Regions from separate parts of the Mus musculus genome. Here region 2 is linked to region 1. Evidence: chromatin loops called from intact Hi-C (ENCODE). Cell type or tissue: left cerebral cortex. All regions are shown on one strand.

Region 1 (8,000 bases):
CTGTAGGAACAAATGCTGGGTCATGTGGTCACTCGGTGACGTTTGCCACATCCTGAAAACAAATGCCAAAGAGAGGAATAAGAAATCCTTTCAGCATATGTGTCAAAGACTGGAGAGAGCCTTGAATCATGGGTATTAAAAGTAACCACAAGATTTTTATCCATTTTTCAGAATTATGCAACCGCTATACAACATTTTCAGAACTATAGTATCGCAGCTGTTATTCTCTGGGGAATCAAGTCTTCACAGACCACCAGAGTCCTGTGTCTTTTGTGTCTTTTCTTTCCCTTAGAAAACTCTTGACCAACAGAGATGAGGGTAGGATCATCAGCTCTGTTCTGTTCCTCAACTCTCCTCTTTGTGACCCTGAGAGGTACCAAGAGGAGGGTCTGGGAAAAAAAGGGGGGAGAGGGAAAGATAAGAATTGGGAACAAAACACCCATGGAAGGAGTTACAGAGACAAAGTTTGGAGCGGAAATGAAAGGATGGACCATCTAGAGACTGCCATACCCGGGGATCCATCCCATAATCAGCCTCTAAACGCTGACACCATTGCATACACTAGCAAGATTTTGCTGAAAGGACGCTGATACAGCTGTCTCTTGTGAGGCTATGCTGGTGCCTGGCAAACACAGACGTGGATGCTCACAGTCAGCTATTGGGTGGATCACAGGGCCCCCATTGGAGGAGCTAGAGAAAGAACCCAAGGAGCTAAAGGGGTCTGCAACCCTATAGGTGGAACAACAATATGAACTAACCAGTAGCGCCCCCCCCCCAGAGCTCGTGTTTCTAGCTGCATATGTATCATAAGATGGCCTAGTCGGCCATCACTGGAAAGAGAGGTCCCTTGGTCTTGCAAACTTTATATGCCTCAGTACAGGGGAACGAACGCCAGGGCCAAGAAGTGGGAGTGTGTGTGTGTGTGGGGGGGGGAGTATGAGGGGACTTTTGGGATAGCATTGGAAATGTAAATGAAGAAAATACCTAATAAAAAAAAACTTTAAAAAAAAACACATCCTCAAAAAAAAAAAAAAAAAGAACGGAGATATATACACACACACACACACACACACATACAAGCATGCACACACACACCACACACACAAGCATTCACACACACCACACACACACAGAGAGACACACATTAACCAAATCCAACTAGATCCATGGTTTTAAATACATGTGTAGAAAGATAGGCTGTTCCTTTCCTGAAGGGCATTAATACATCTCTGGGTTGATAATACGTTCCAAAACTATAGGATTATATGAAGTCTTGTAAAACATTTCATTGGGCTTTAATACTGGTTGGTTTTTAATTCATTGATATTTAAATTGATTCTTGTGTTTTCCTGTTGTGAGTGAAAATAATGTGCTCTATGTTTGCATTCTGATATTAAAATTGACCTTGCTAGCATGGATACACATGCAAACTTTAGTTTCTAATCTGCTTTCTCCACGACCGTCCTGTGAGCCAGGGCTTAAACTCCTGACAGATGGTGTGGCGTTGAATGCTGCTGCTAACTGAGCATGCCAGGAATTTAGAGTTGCCTAAACAGGGTAATACATGGCCTGTGGGAAGACAGCTGAGTTGGAACAGAATTAGAGGTGAGGAGGTTAGACACATTTCCCTAAAACAGACTGCATTCCAGAGTCTCAGTAAAAGCCATTTAGAAAAAGCATTTAGACGGCAGGAAGGGTCTACTGAAGAGTGCAGTCGCATGGATGGATGATGGAACTAGGGTTCAACAGAGCCTGCCAAACATGGAAAGGGGAAGTGAAAGAGACAGACGTACCTCTGAAAGTGGAGAATGCCGGCCCCAGAGAGACTATACCTCTCTGCTTCCCAGAAACGTGGTTTGCTGTCTCATGCTTTGAGCATTGTGTGGCTATGAATTGGAGAGCTCTTAACACGGATAGTTCACACTGTATAAGGATTCAGTTGAAAAAGGCGAACTTCCTGAAATGACAACGCCTTCTAGCCATCCTGATCCAAAAGCCTTGTTTGTCTATGGTTAGTATAGCCCTGTAGCCCCCTCTTGCCTATTACTTTCTCAGTGCTAGCAGTCAAAGCCAGAGCCTCATGAATTCTAGGCAAGCCCTCTGTGCCGGAGCTCTGTCCCCAGCCTTCAGATTCCAGGAAGGAAACCGCTGGTGTCTGTCATAGTTCAATTTCTTCATGTGCCTCAAGGGCAGAGCCCTGTGGGAAGAGCTCCTCTGGAAGGTTGAAACGCTAGAACGACAGCCTGAGCTCAGGTAGTCTACTGTACAAGGAGATGGACAGGAATCGGACAAATGAACCTATGATTGTAATTCAAGATAACCAAGAAAACTGTCCTAAAGAAGCTGTCAAGAAGATTGAAAAGCAAGACAGGGATCAGTGAAGAAGACGGGTTTTTACAAACGATTTAGGAAAAGTTTGTGAAGGGTGTCTGAGGTCATTACTGATAAAAGAAATCACGTAAACACATGAACCAAGGTCTACCTGTCCCCTCCTGGTGCATACACACCACATAAAATGTGCTGAGGTCTCCTGAATAAATAAATCTACCCTCATGTTCAATTTCTGGCTTAAATTTGTGTCGAATAAATATGTTTTGAATATTTGAAAACTTACACAAGCTTACAGAATACAAAAAAAAAAAGAGGCCATGGGCTTTTGACAACTGGGTAGATTTTAATTTGGAGCAGACAAGAGGGTTCATCAAGTAAAGATGCCTGCTGCCAAGCCTGATGACCCGGGCTAATCCCTGGGAACCATATACGTAGTGGAAGGAGAGCTGATTTCAATACCAACTCCTTCCCTCCACCCAAATGCACGATAAATGAAAACACAAAAAGGATTTAGGTTAGAAATTCTACCCGCTTCCTTGTTATATGACCATAAATGACCTATCCAGCCTCTCTCTCTGAGTACATATCTATAAAAGTGAGGCATTTAAGAGTGTGCTCTCGAGAAACTCTAAGGGTTAAATCAGAAGACATTGAGCCCACCCGCATGCTAGATTCTCTGCGCTTCTGTCCTTACCCTTGCCCTTACAAGCCCTGTGAGTGCTCATTGCTTTCTAGGCAACAGCAGAGGGCAACATCACCCCGTTCTTCTACCCAAGGTTTCCTGGAAACAAGTCATGTCCTTACAGATAGGAGTTTTAGAAATACGTGAGCAAGGAAGGGGATAGGAACTCAGTGTTATGGAAGGTAAAGAGGACAGTAAGGGGCAAACCGTGGGATCAACTGGGAGCAGCTGTGTCTTGCTCTGGGCAGCAGCTGTGTGTGAATCTCCCATTGTAGCAGTCTTTCTTTGCCAGCTCTGTCAGGGAGGCTTTTGGTGTTAATAGAACATAGAACCTCACTGAGAATCTGAATGGAAGTCCCTGGCCTGGGAGGCCAGCTCTGAAGTCTGCTCGCCTTTGCCTTGTGGAGCCTCACCTTGCCTGAGACAACTCTAGCATCGTCCTATAGCCCTCGAGTGGCCATTAATAGCATCCTTTTTTACTTTCAGAATCTTTTGAGTCCCAGGATATATTTTACTCAGCATGCTTGGGTGGATGGATACCCTCTCGGGGACCATGCTATGCTTCTCCAGCCTGAACCCAGGGCTCCCGTCAGCCACTGGCCCTTTCTTTGCTTCCTGAGATCTGGTCCCTGCTGACTTCTTCAAAGGAATGTAGTATAGGGACCAGCAGGGGTAACCTGGTCTAAGGCACCTGGTGCCCCTCTTCTGCAAGCAGGGTGGAGCTAATAAGAATCTCCAAGTTGCCAGCCTGCTAGCAGCCAGGTCTTCTAGTTATTAGAGAATGACTATTCTGAAGGATCCAAGATGAAGGAGAGACACATAAAGTTCCTTAGGAGTGCTTCTAGTGGCGAAGACACACACACACACACACACGCACACACACACACACACACACACACCACACTGAGGTTTTCTGACATTATGTGTCTGATAAATGAATGAAAGTTAAACAAAAGGTTGAGAGGGAAAAAACTAGCCTAGCAGAAGTCCTTGGGTCTTAATAAGACCACATGTGAGCTTAGTCATCAGAAAGTGAGTTCAAATCCCAGATCTACTTACCCTCCTTCATCCCCAGTTTCAGGCTCTATAGATTAGAAAAAGTAACCAATTTCACACACCCTTCCCAGTTACAGTGCTCCCAAGAACTCTGGTGCATAGCCATTCACAGTTGCTGAGCTCAGTGACCATTTTTAAGGTCTCTAAGATCTTGCTGTCATCTAAGCTTATGTTGACTGGTTCTCAGCAGGTAGAAGACTTGAAACCCAAAATAAAATTATCCACCCGAGATTACATGAACATGTTCAAGGGGGACTAGAAAAATGGCTCAATGGTTAAGAGCATTGGTTGTTCTTTCAGAGGACCTGGGTTCAGTTCCCAGCATCCATAGGATGGCTCACTCCAGTGAACCCAGTGGGATCCCATGCTCTCTTTGGCCTTCATGGGCATTATACATACATGGTGCACATATATACTTGTAGTGATTGTACACATACAATTAAAAATAAAATCCTTAAAGAGTAAGCTTGAGACCAAAACAAGCATTCATTCTGTTGACATTTCCTACTGCAAAGTACTTTCAACTCATCAGAATACATTTGTGACAAGCAGCAGTGTATGCAATTTTATCAAATTCTAGCATAATTCCATACTCTTCTGGGAAAATAAATGCCATAAATGCCGGTAAGATAGCTTGTTCACCCCTACTGTGCCTATTAACTGCTACTACTTGCACAGTTTCTAATTTAATTCACCTAATCAAGGCGTGAGATTTTTTGAGTAATAGTAGCTAACATCATAAAAATTATATATAGGTCTAAGTGGCTTTATTTGTTAAGTAATGTTTGTTTTATTTTCTTGGCAGTTCTCCAAAGTAGTTCCGTTTGTAGGGGTGGCAGTGGAGGAGGCAAGACAAAATATAATGATCTATGTGTCTATGTGGGAAGCAAAAATACCACAACGAACATTGTGCTTGGTGTGCTACTACAAATTTAGTAAGATCTATTTTAAACAAACATTACAGGATTATATACATTAAACAAAGAGAAAATGGTATAGCTACAAAAGCCAAGTAAATTTATCCCCAGTGTGGGAATTAAACTGAATTTCAATAGGATTCACAATAATGAGAGCTGTCTTGCTTTTGTCAGCATGAACTTCCAACCTTGATTCCCTGCAGATGAACACAATGAGCTATTATTGGACTTACCCTAGCTTTCTCTTTGAAACATCTGAAAACTTTCATACACAGTTGTTATCATTTAGCACATTGGGACATTCTTCTGTTAACGGGGCTAATGCATGACAACTCTTGCTTCCAGCAATAAATGTAATTTGATACATAAATAGACTTAAGGACAGAAATCAGATGGTCATCTCAACAGAGGCTTTTGACAAAATTCAGCATCTTTTCAAAATAAAAGCTCTAGGGGAAAAATAGGAACATATCTCAACTAAGATGAGGTATGCATGACAAACAATAGCCAACGTTATATTAAACGACTTAGTGGGGGGAAGTAATGAAAGAATGTCCTCTAAAGTCAGAAATGATATAGGCTTCTTGCTCTCACTGAGTATTATACTTAGAGGTACATCTAGGGCATAAAAGAAAAGACATGGGGTGAGGGAGGAAGAAGTCAAAGAACTCACATTTTCAGGCAACATGATCCTGTACTTACAGAAAACTCTCAAACCTGATGCATATGTTCAGAAAAGTAGCAGAACACAAAGTCAATATACAAAATCTAGAAGCTTTTCTATATACCAATAATAAACTTGCTGAGAAAGTACACATATGCTCATCACACACACACACACACACACGCACACACACACACATACACACACACACACACACACACACACACATGTATACCACACAGTGCATATCACACACATATGCATATCACACACACATGCATATCACACACATGAATATCACACATATGCACACACTCATGCACACCACACACATGTGCATATCATACACATACACACACACACACACACACACACACACACACACAATGATAACAAATTTAAAGAAGAAAGGTCTGTTTTGGGCTGAAGAGATGGCTCATGGCTTAATATTTCAGAGCCCTCACTCATTGCTCTTTGACACTACTGGCTCTTGGTTCTTAGCACACACCTTGCACAGTTCACAAATGCTTGTAACTACAGACGCAGGGGATCTGATGCTTTCTTCAGACTTCCTTGGGCAACCATATGCATGTGTAACCCCACACTGAAATAAAAAACAGACAAACAAACAAACAGAAACAAAAACAACAGAAAAAAAAGAGAAACTTTCTGGGAAAGGAATCAGGAAAAAGAAGTCACAATATAGTCACATAAATGTTATAATGAAACCCATTACTTTATATGCTAACTTTAATATAAAATACATGCTCAAAAATTCACACTTTGTTAAATGAAAATGGAAAACTATAAAATTAATAAAATGAGCTTTCTGGATGTGTGAAAGGAAAGCGACAACATAACTTGGCAGTTCGCTCTGTAAGCTACACCTCCCTGGCTAATGGGTCAGTACTAACATGAATATTGGTTTATATAAAATTGCTTTCTTTGGGCACAGAGTCTCTATAACAGCTATTCACTGTTTGGTGTTAGGAACACCTAATATTTTTATTTTTAGTAAACATTTTATTAGAATATAAATCATCAACCTTATGGAAGATGTAGAGATAACACACCAAAGTTCAATGAATCACCTGGGCCCAAGAGCAGAAGAGTGTTTGCATCCCATCTGCTCCACTTGCAACGCACCTCCCCCACAGCAGTCAGTGCTATGCTGTTGACCCTAGTTGCCAATTTTCAGCAGTACGGTTTTCAGCTTCCGTTACATAGGATCAAGTATTATGACTTTTGGCTCCTTTCAACTGATAATACATCTGTGAAATTCAGCCATGCTGCATGAAGCAGGGTCTTCTCTCTTAAAGATACCATAATTGATTAAGTCAGTCCACTGTGTTTCTACTATTGCTTTCCAGCTTTGGGCCATCATGGAGATGTTTACTGTGCATCAATGTGTGTGTGTGTGTGTGTGTGTGTGTGTGTGTGTGTGTGTGTGTGTGTGTGTGTTTTATGCCCAGGAATGCAGGTGGTGACACATAGGGTAGTCATGAGTTCAGGTTTAATAGACATTACAAGCTGCACACTCTTTCTAGATTGCACAGGCTCTGCTCCTGTACACCTGTATACTTCACCTGTCTTTTCCATACTTCCTTTCTGGAGGCCTGCCAGTGGCAGTCATCTTTTTTAAAAATTCGTTCTCTCCTTTTTTTTAAACTTTTTTTTTTTTTAAATTACACATCTCAGTGTGTACCTGTCAGAAGGAATGTGCATATGAATACAGGTACCTTCAGCAAGAAGGCATCAGGTGCCCTGGAGCTAAAGTTTCATCAGTTGTCTGTTGCCCAGTGTCAGCCCTGGAGGCTGAACTTAGATCCCCTGCTGGAGCAGTACTGCTTTTTAAGTGCTGAGTCACCTTTCCAGTCCCTCAGGTATCTTTCAGGCTCTGGGGCCTTGGCTTCATTAGCTGACAGAGTTAGTGTAGGCAGCAGCTTGAAACACCTCTGCCCTCTTTTCATTGTAGAGTTGGGGTTGGCTTGTTTCATTCTTCCTGAAGCCCACAAAAGAAGGTGCAGTGAACAAACAGGTGGTGATGACCATGTCTGTAGGCTTCAGACCTCTTCCAGAGTGGGGTGTGCTCTCTGACACTGGGCTGGTTGAGCTAACCAGCGATGTATTCATATGCCCATTCCCTCCTACAGGTACTGTCTGAGACTTGAGACATGTAATTTTAAAAATAAAGTCTAAAAAAAAGAAAGAAAGAATAAAAGAAAAGTAGGAGGAGAGGTGAGAAGAGACAGTGTGGGGTCATGTCATGCTGGATAGGGAATGTCTCTTTCCAGATAACCACAGAAGACAGATATGACTCACCACCCATCGATCAGGGTTAGGACTATGG
Region 2 (8,000 bases), 140 kb after region 1:
CTCTAGCAATTTTTCTTCCTAAGACTAAGATAGAGTGGTATTTCAGTGTTTGCTATGAATGATAAGTAAACAAAAGAAAATAAGAATTATCTAACCACATTAGTATAATGAAGTCAAATAGCATTAAACAATGACAGCAGCCAGATGTCTCTAATGCTGAAACCATTGGTATGTAATTTGGCTAAACTATTGAATTCCAACCCTATAGGGGATTAATTTGATTTAGCTTTCTGTTTTATAGAAGTTATCACAAATATGTGATGTTTTCATTTAATTCAAAGTTTTACTGGAAATGCTAATGCTTGCAATATGTATGTAAAATAACTTCATGATATATGCTAATTGCTAATAGAAATTTTTTATCACATCTAGAAAATTGACATTCATCCAGTAGAAATTGGTTACTAAGGATATTATTCTGAGTTTCTGTCTATCTAACTATTTCTCTCTCTCTCTCTCTCTCTCTCTCTCTCTCTCTCTCATACACACATAAACTGATAGCAACTTACAGATACCTGCTTTCCATAAAGAAGCAAAAACAAAAGAACAACCCAGAGATCTAATTTCTTAATTAATTATAACTATACAATTCACTTTGCAAATAAATCATAAAATTGATGACCCTTCTAAAGTTTTTGCACTCTCCTCTGCCATTTAGACACTCAAGAGCTGAGCTCATACTCCTTGCCATTCTTTCTTCTGTTTTATTGAGCCTCTACCACATTCTTGCATGGAAATAGGCTTTGAGGATGTAACACCAGCTAACAACCCTGTCACACAGAACTCAGCAGCCAAGCTCACCTCCATCCAGTATGGCAATGGACTGTTAGTTTCACAGTTGCTTTCTCACTACAGCAAACTCAAGAGCTCACATTCCCCGCACCCCCCCCCCCTCCTCGCCACCCTTAATTTCTAATTGAGGTTGTTGTTATATTGATAGTGTTATGTGTCAAGTTGTTTCCAGTTCCAAGCATCAGGATATTTACATTTAGGGTGTACCTTCCTCAAGAAACAAGAACTCAGAGGTGGTGGCTGCAGTGGTGTCTAGTGGCTGAACACTGTCTATCCCTCTGTCATTCTCAGACATCTTGATATCAAGCAGGGCTAAAGGAGAATCTCAGGAGTTTGGAGAACCACTTCCTCACATGAGGACGCCCAGTAGTGGGGAAGACAGAGTAGGGACTCTTCATTGCCCTCTTTATACCAGCTAAGGTATATATTTTTCTTTTTTATCTTCTTAGCTACCTTAAGCTAGCTTGCAGAGACGTAGGGACAATGCTTATTTGACATGACTGGCTTCTACTATGAAACAGTAAGGGAGAAGAGTATTTACCTCAAAGATGAATGAGAATTTTAGCACAAATGTGCAAGTGAAAGCCACAGGGAAAAGAAAGTAAACAAAACCCCCAAACAGAATAGGAGACAGGACAGAGAGATGCTGAGCATGCTTTGGATGACTGGAGTCAAAGGTCATGACCAAATTAGGGTCCCCAGTCCTCAATATATTTAGGAGTTTTGGGGAGGAGATCTACCTATCTATCTATCTTTCTATCTATCTATCTATCTATCTATCTATCTATCTATCTATCTATCTACCTATCTACCTATCTACCTATCTACTTATTTATTTTCTGAGACAGGGTTTCTCAGGGTAGCCCCGACTGTCCTCAAACTCACTCTATAGACCAGGCTGACTTTGAACTCAGAGATCTGCCTGCTTCTGCCTCCTGAGTGCTGGGAATAAAGGTCTGTGCCACTAAACTTGGAGTGGATGTAGTTTTAAAATTATAGCAATGATGGCATGAGTAACAAGCACCTAAGAAAACATTTCAAAATGGTGAAGGTATATGGCCTGCCAGCCAATATGGAAAAACCCTGGCACTGGCTACTTCCTCAGCTTCACTCCAAATCATGAGGGCTCCTGGAAGAATGGACAGGTTCTGCTCAAGTGAGCAATCAAGAAATTAGCACATTCTGGATCAAGCAAAGGAAGAAAATTCAGACAAGGTTTGTTTTGTTATGGAATACACAGGAAACTTTACTTAGAGAAAAGGAGTTGCTCTGGTAGTAGAAACAGTGACCAGAGCAATATTTCTAGACAAAGCTGTGTCCTAAAGGGTGGGGAAGCAAGCAGGGCAGGAAGGAGACTGGGGTGGACAAATGGGCAAAAATCAGTTTCATGTAAGATTTCAATTCCAGATGTTGGCAAGATGACAGGAATCCAAGAGAATGGGAAATCAAAGATGAAGAGGAAGATTATGCCTTAAACTTAACCAGATCCATGAGTTATGACTCACAAGTGTCAAGCAGAATAACTCCAAGTAAAATTCCTTCCTTCCTTCCTTCCTTCCTTCCTTCCTTCCTTCCTTCCTTCCTTCCTTCCTTCCTTCCTTCCTTCCTTCCTTCCTCCCCCTCTCTCCCTCCCTCCCTTCCCTCCCTACCTCCTTCCTTTCTTTCCTCTTCTCTTTAGAAAAGAGGAGGAATGTTAAAGCTGGTGAGCTTCAAAAAGTGACAAGAACTAGATGCTGGTAAACTTCCAGAACCTTCCCATCTGTTTCTGTACATTCAGACCATTAGCCTCTGCTCTCCCAGACTATTGAGAGAACACAGCCACCACACACTTAGATCTACATGTCCTATTTCATCCTGTCCACCAGTGTGCTTGACAAGGCTTTGTCCTTGGAGAATATCTGATTGTTCCTCTTCAGGTCAGGTAGAGTCTTTTCTGTATCAGAAAATGGTAGTACTTTGTGAAAATGTTGTGGGAAGTAGCTTTGTGATATGAATTCAGCTTTCAGAAGCTTGTTGCTAAAACTGGGGGAAAAGGGATATTTTAAGAGAAAAATTCTGCCATGTGGTATGAAGACATCCCCGATATGAAGCCAGCAAAGGTGTCTGATGGGTAACACTGCACACAGCACTGAGCACCTTGGAGGTTGCTAGAGAGTGGCGACACAGCTCTGGGCAGCAGGGATCTTGGGTGATTGCCAAGCCCAGCAGCAGGATCTCAGTCTAGCCTTGTCTTCTACTGAGATTCACATTTTATCCTGTCACATGGTTACCATGGAAAGTAAAAAGCATTGAAAGTCAAGTCCAATATCTAGAAGATTTTTACACATGTCAAGATGGTGTTTGGACAGAGGATGGATGCGTGGAAGGGAAGAACCATATTAGTCTCAACAGAGATGGTGACAATTCCTCCAGCACAGGGTCCTCCAGTACAGTCTTCTAGCACAGGGTCCTCTATCTCTTCTGTGTGAGTGTTACCACAGAAATCATAAAATCTACAAAATGCAAAAAATGCAGCTTGGGAAATGATCAACCAACAGCTTTCATAAATTTGAAATTATATTTTAGTAAATATCATAGCTCTCTTTTAACAAACTTTTTATAAAGGTAAACATTCTGACCATCCAGACATCTAGCATGAAACAGTAGACAGAACCCTGGTTTTATAATAAACTATTGCTCAGTTTGAAATTCCAGCTGGGTAACTGAGAAAACTCATTCCTTTTGTCCCCTCTGTATTTATTCTTCTCTTATGCAACACACTATAACTACAGTTTCCCCTCTATCCACACAGTCTAGTCCCTTCTCCACCTCCCCTCTCCCCCAGAACCACTGCTCCTTCATTTCCCTTCAGAGAAGAACAGGCTTCCCAGGGATATCAACTGAACATGCCATAACAATATACAATAAGATGAGGCATAAACCCTCATATTAAGGATGGGTGAGACAACCCAATGGGAGGAAAAGAGTGCCAAGAGCAGGGAAAAGGTCAGAGACACCTCCACTGCTACTGCTACTTCTAGAAATCCCACAAAACTCCCAAGCTAAACAACCATAGCATGCATGGAAAGGACCTAGCTCAGACCCATGCATGCTCCATGAATGAGGTTTCAGTCTCAGTGAGCCTTACGCGCCCTGCTTAGTTGATTCTGTGGCCCATGTTCTTGTGGTGTTTTTAGCACCTCTGGCTTCTATAATTCTTCCTTCCTCTCTTCTGTGGGCTTTCCTGAGCTGCACCTAATGTTTGGCTATAGGGCTCTGCATCTGCTCCTGTCTGCTGACAGAGGAAGCCTCTCTGATGATGTCTGGGCTAGGCACAGATCCATGAGTATAAGAAAATATTAGGAATCACTTCTTTGACTTTTTTTTAGCCAGTAGGCCAAACAGGAGTCGTAGACAGTGTATATATCAGGATGGTTGATGGACAACCTAACTATTTTCATTGATTATTTTTAAAATAGGGAAAGGGCCAACAGGGTTAAGACAAAAGAAGAACCAAGGAAGAAAGGATATGTTCAGAATAAAGGGTGAAGAAATCCACCATGAGCCAGAGGGGAATCACACTCTTTTTGCATGAACTTAGTTCCTCTTTTATATGCTTGGTAGGGTGGTATAATTAGCTTAGGAGACCAAGCAACTTCAAGGCATTTGGAAGTCCCCTCTAGTCCTGATTTCATAAGGATCCTCTCAATCTGTTCCTGAACACAAATGTGCTGAATCAGGTCCTGCAGGCCTTCTGCCTGCCAGCAGGAATGGGACTATTAGAGGTGTGGTTATAAGGAAGTTCCACTCACTTTCTGGTAAGAAAAACACGGGGAATGACCCTAAATTTTGGACTATCCAAGTCTTCTCAGGCGACAGTCTATTAACTGCTGATTGTACACATTTCTGCCTCAATCATTGCTACCTCTTTCCCAATCAAGGGGACTACATCCTGATCAAAAACTATGCTAGTTAAACTCCAGAAGTCAGATGCCACAAGAGCCAGATGGAAAGCCAAGGAACCTTGGTAAAATTTCTATCTAAATACTGCAGACTGTATTCACACTGTGTAGCCAACAATCTCATCCTATTTTGTCTATACCTCCCCAAAGACACATGGAAAACCTCAAATAAGTCAATATCCTTCTAATCTATTGAAGAATTGGAATTGGTTTCAATGATTTTGGAAGACTATGAAAGAACTTGGGAGCAGCTAGGCAAGCTGGGGAAGGCTCCAACAGTTGGCAGATGTGAGCCAGCTACACCTGAGATGACTCATCTGGGCATACATGTATGGCTCTAATATAAAGAAACTGCTGTTTAGCCTTGAGAAAAAGGCTATTAATTTGGGTGACCAACCCAACTCAGGCTCAGGATAAAAATGACCCCAGAGATAAACTATGAAGAGGATAGCAAAAGGTTTCAGCTTTCTATGAGCACAGATGATGCCAGGTTTTCCTCATGCCTTGTTGATGACCTTTGATTGATTGTTTATATTAAGGCATATTCACAGAGCTTGAGAGAGCAGTATTAAAAGCACTGGCTACTCTTCCAGAGGATCCAAGTTCAATGTATTTCATCCACATGGCCAGCTCAAAACCTTCTATAATTCCAATTCCAGGGGCATCTGATGCTATCTTATGGCCTCTGCAGGCATCAGGCTCATACATGCTGCACAGACATACATGCAGACAAAAGTATCTATACAAATAAATTTAAATTATATTAAGGAGCATCCCTAGGGTGGTCTCATCTTGCTCTTGGGGACATCATGTTTCATGATTCCTCTTCAAAGGTTACTATGGGGTCAGGCATCCCTGGCAGCCTTCTGACCAGTCTGTCCATTTTCTTCACTATGCACATTTTGTTCCAATGATTCTTGATCTCTTCTGGGATCTCATTATCCCCATTGCTGCCAGAAAGTTCAATTGTATTACAGTGTCTACTGTCTGTTACAGTTCATAGTGGATAGCTTACTGGCAATGCTAATGTACCTTAACTAGCATATTTATTAGGACAATGGCAAAAAATAGTATCTCATTAGGTTCTGCTGAGCAATGTGACCAATATGTATAGCATGTTGGTCTTATGTATACCCTTCAGATCTTACACTAGATCACTTCAGCAACATTCCTTTCTCAGTATCCTTTAAGTAGCTCTGGCATTTCTACTTCATTTCATCATCATGTTTGAGCTTCCAAAAACTCTCACAGCCCATTCACTCAGGGTTCCATCCAGGCTTGCAATCCAAGGTCAAGAATGAATGGCATCATTTCAACAAATGTCCATAACTCAGGCTTGTGTTTCTGCAACCATGGCTGACTGTTCTCTATGCCACCCCCAGTATTCTTTCCTGCCATTTGTCTGCATCTTATGCAGGTTCTATGACTCTTTGCCCACCATAACAGGCCTGGGACTTCCTCAAGATGCTTCTGCTGATATTTGGCCCTAGCTATGCATTTGGTGGATAGAGAATTAGGTAAGGGCAGAGCCTTAAGTGGCAAGTGTTTTATAAGACATGTGTCTCATTGAAGGCTTCATCAAACTTTTCAAGGTAAGAAGAATTCCATCATGAATTCCAACAGAGGTTTGAACTAACTTCTATAAACTACAAGCACTTTGGATATCAGGGAATTCAAAATTCTTAAGTCTATCTCATCAGATATTCTCACTCCAATTCTCAAAGACTTTCTTCCATAGTAGATCCAGAGCTACTTGTGCAAGATTCTTAACATAACTAGGAACCTAGTTTTTTCTGAAGTTCTATGCCTCTAATATTAACTTCTGTACCCAGTCTTTACCTGGCTATAGTGCTATAGGCTGGGCTGAGACAAATGAAGACCTCCACAATACAAAATTTAGGGGAGGCATATCTTCAGAATCACACAAGTACTGATCTTGTAGTGGCTTAACCCTAAAGCCTCTAAAACATTGTTCTTCAGGTATCTCATTCTCTGTAACTTACCTTTGCCCCCTGTGTAGCTATCCTGGCTTCTAGATGGAAAGATCTTTCAAAATGTCAAGGAAGGGCAAGGGGGAGAGCTTAGTCAAAAAGTGGCTTGCCTTATAAGCATAAGGACCTGGGTCTGATACTTGGAACTTATATTTAAAAGAGAAAAGAAAAGTTTCATAATACTTTTTAATTAGATATTTTTTAATTTACATTTCAAATGCTATCCCGAAAATTCCCCATACTCTCCCCTCCCCCTCCCTGCTCCCCTACCCACCCACTCCAACTTCTTGACCCTGGCATTCCCCTGTACTGGGGCATATAAAGTTTGCAAGACCAAGGGGCCTCTCTTCTCAATGATGGTCGACTAGGCCATCTTCTGCTACATATGCATCTTGAGACACGAACTCTGGGGGTACTGGTTAGTTCATATAGTTGTTCCACCTATGGGTTGCAGACCCCATTCAGCTCCTTGGGTACTTTCTCTAGCTCCTCCATTGGGTGCCCTGTGTTCTATCCTATAGGTGACTGTGAGCATCCACTTCTGTATTTGCCAAGCACTGGCATAGCCTCATACGAGACAGCTATATCAGGGTCCTTTTAGCAAAATCTTACTGGCATATGCAATAGTGTCTGGGTTTGGTGGCTGATTATGGGATGGATCCCCAGGTGGGGTAGTCTCTGGATGGCCCATCCTTTTGTCTTAGCTCCAAACTTTGTCTCTGTAACTCCTTCCATAGGTGTTTTGTTCCCTAGTCTAAGGAAGAATGAAGTATCCACACTTTGGTCTTCATTCTTCTTGATTTTCTTGTGTTTTGCAAATTGTATCTTTTACTTTTAATACTTTTAATTCTAACACAGAGGAGGCAGAGACAAGTGGTTCTCTGGAAATTGCCGACAAAAGACCCTGTCTTTAAAAAAAAGGTGGTGGAGACCTGAGGAACAACACATAAGGTTGTCCTCTTTTACAAATGCACACACACATGCAGACCCACATACACACAAATATGCATATACATACAAAGTGTTGAGGAGGCCATGTGAACCCTGCACTTTCCCTGAAACTACTGACTAATATATTTGAGTCTGTCATTTTATTTTCTACTAAGTCAGTGGTACTGAGGATGTAGACAGATGGCTGTTTTTCTCTTCCCCTTACCTCACAAATACCCAACATACTGAATAGGCTATGCTTTCTTTGTTCAAATGTAGCTCATTTCAGTGAGTCTTATCAGTCCTTCCATTCTTAAATTCCAAGAACTATATTTATTTCATGTAC

The links. Peaks named below come from ENCODE experiments on the same cell type or tissue, not always from the same donor. Only the 100,000 strongest peaks of a DNase experiment are listed, where the experiment ranks them.
Region 2: a loop joins it to region 1, with 2.2 times the contacts of the local background. A loop is called at or near these places in 7 of 42 quality-filtered maps.

What each region holds. Positions count from the first base shown.
Region 1 is chr5:96,031,571-96,039,570 of GRCm38, reverse strand. No RefSeq gene overlaps it. Among named protein-coding and RNA genes, the nearest start is that of Cxcl13, 79 kb to the right of the region's middle. In left cerebral cortex, a CTCF peak has its summit at 3,079 (motif pointing right); DNase peaks (open chromatin) are centred at 1,575, 3,103 and 4,909.
Region 2 is chr5:95,894,549-95,902,548 of GRCm38, reverse strand. No RefSeq gene overlaps it. Among named protein-coding and RNA genes, the nearest start is that of Gm25937, 31 kb to the right of the region's middle. In left cerebral cortex, no CTCF peak of the experiment used is centred here; DNase peaks (open chromatin) are centred at 2,608, 2,920 and 4,398.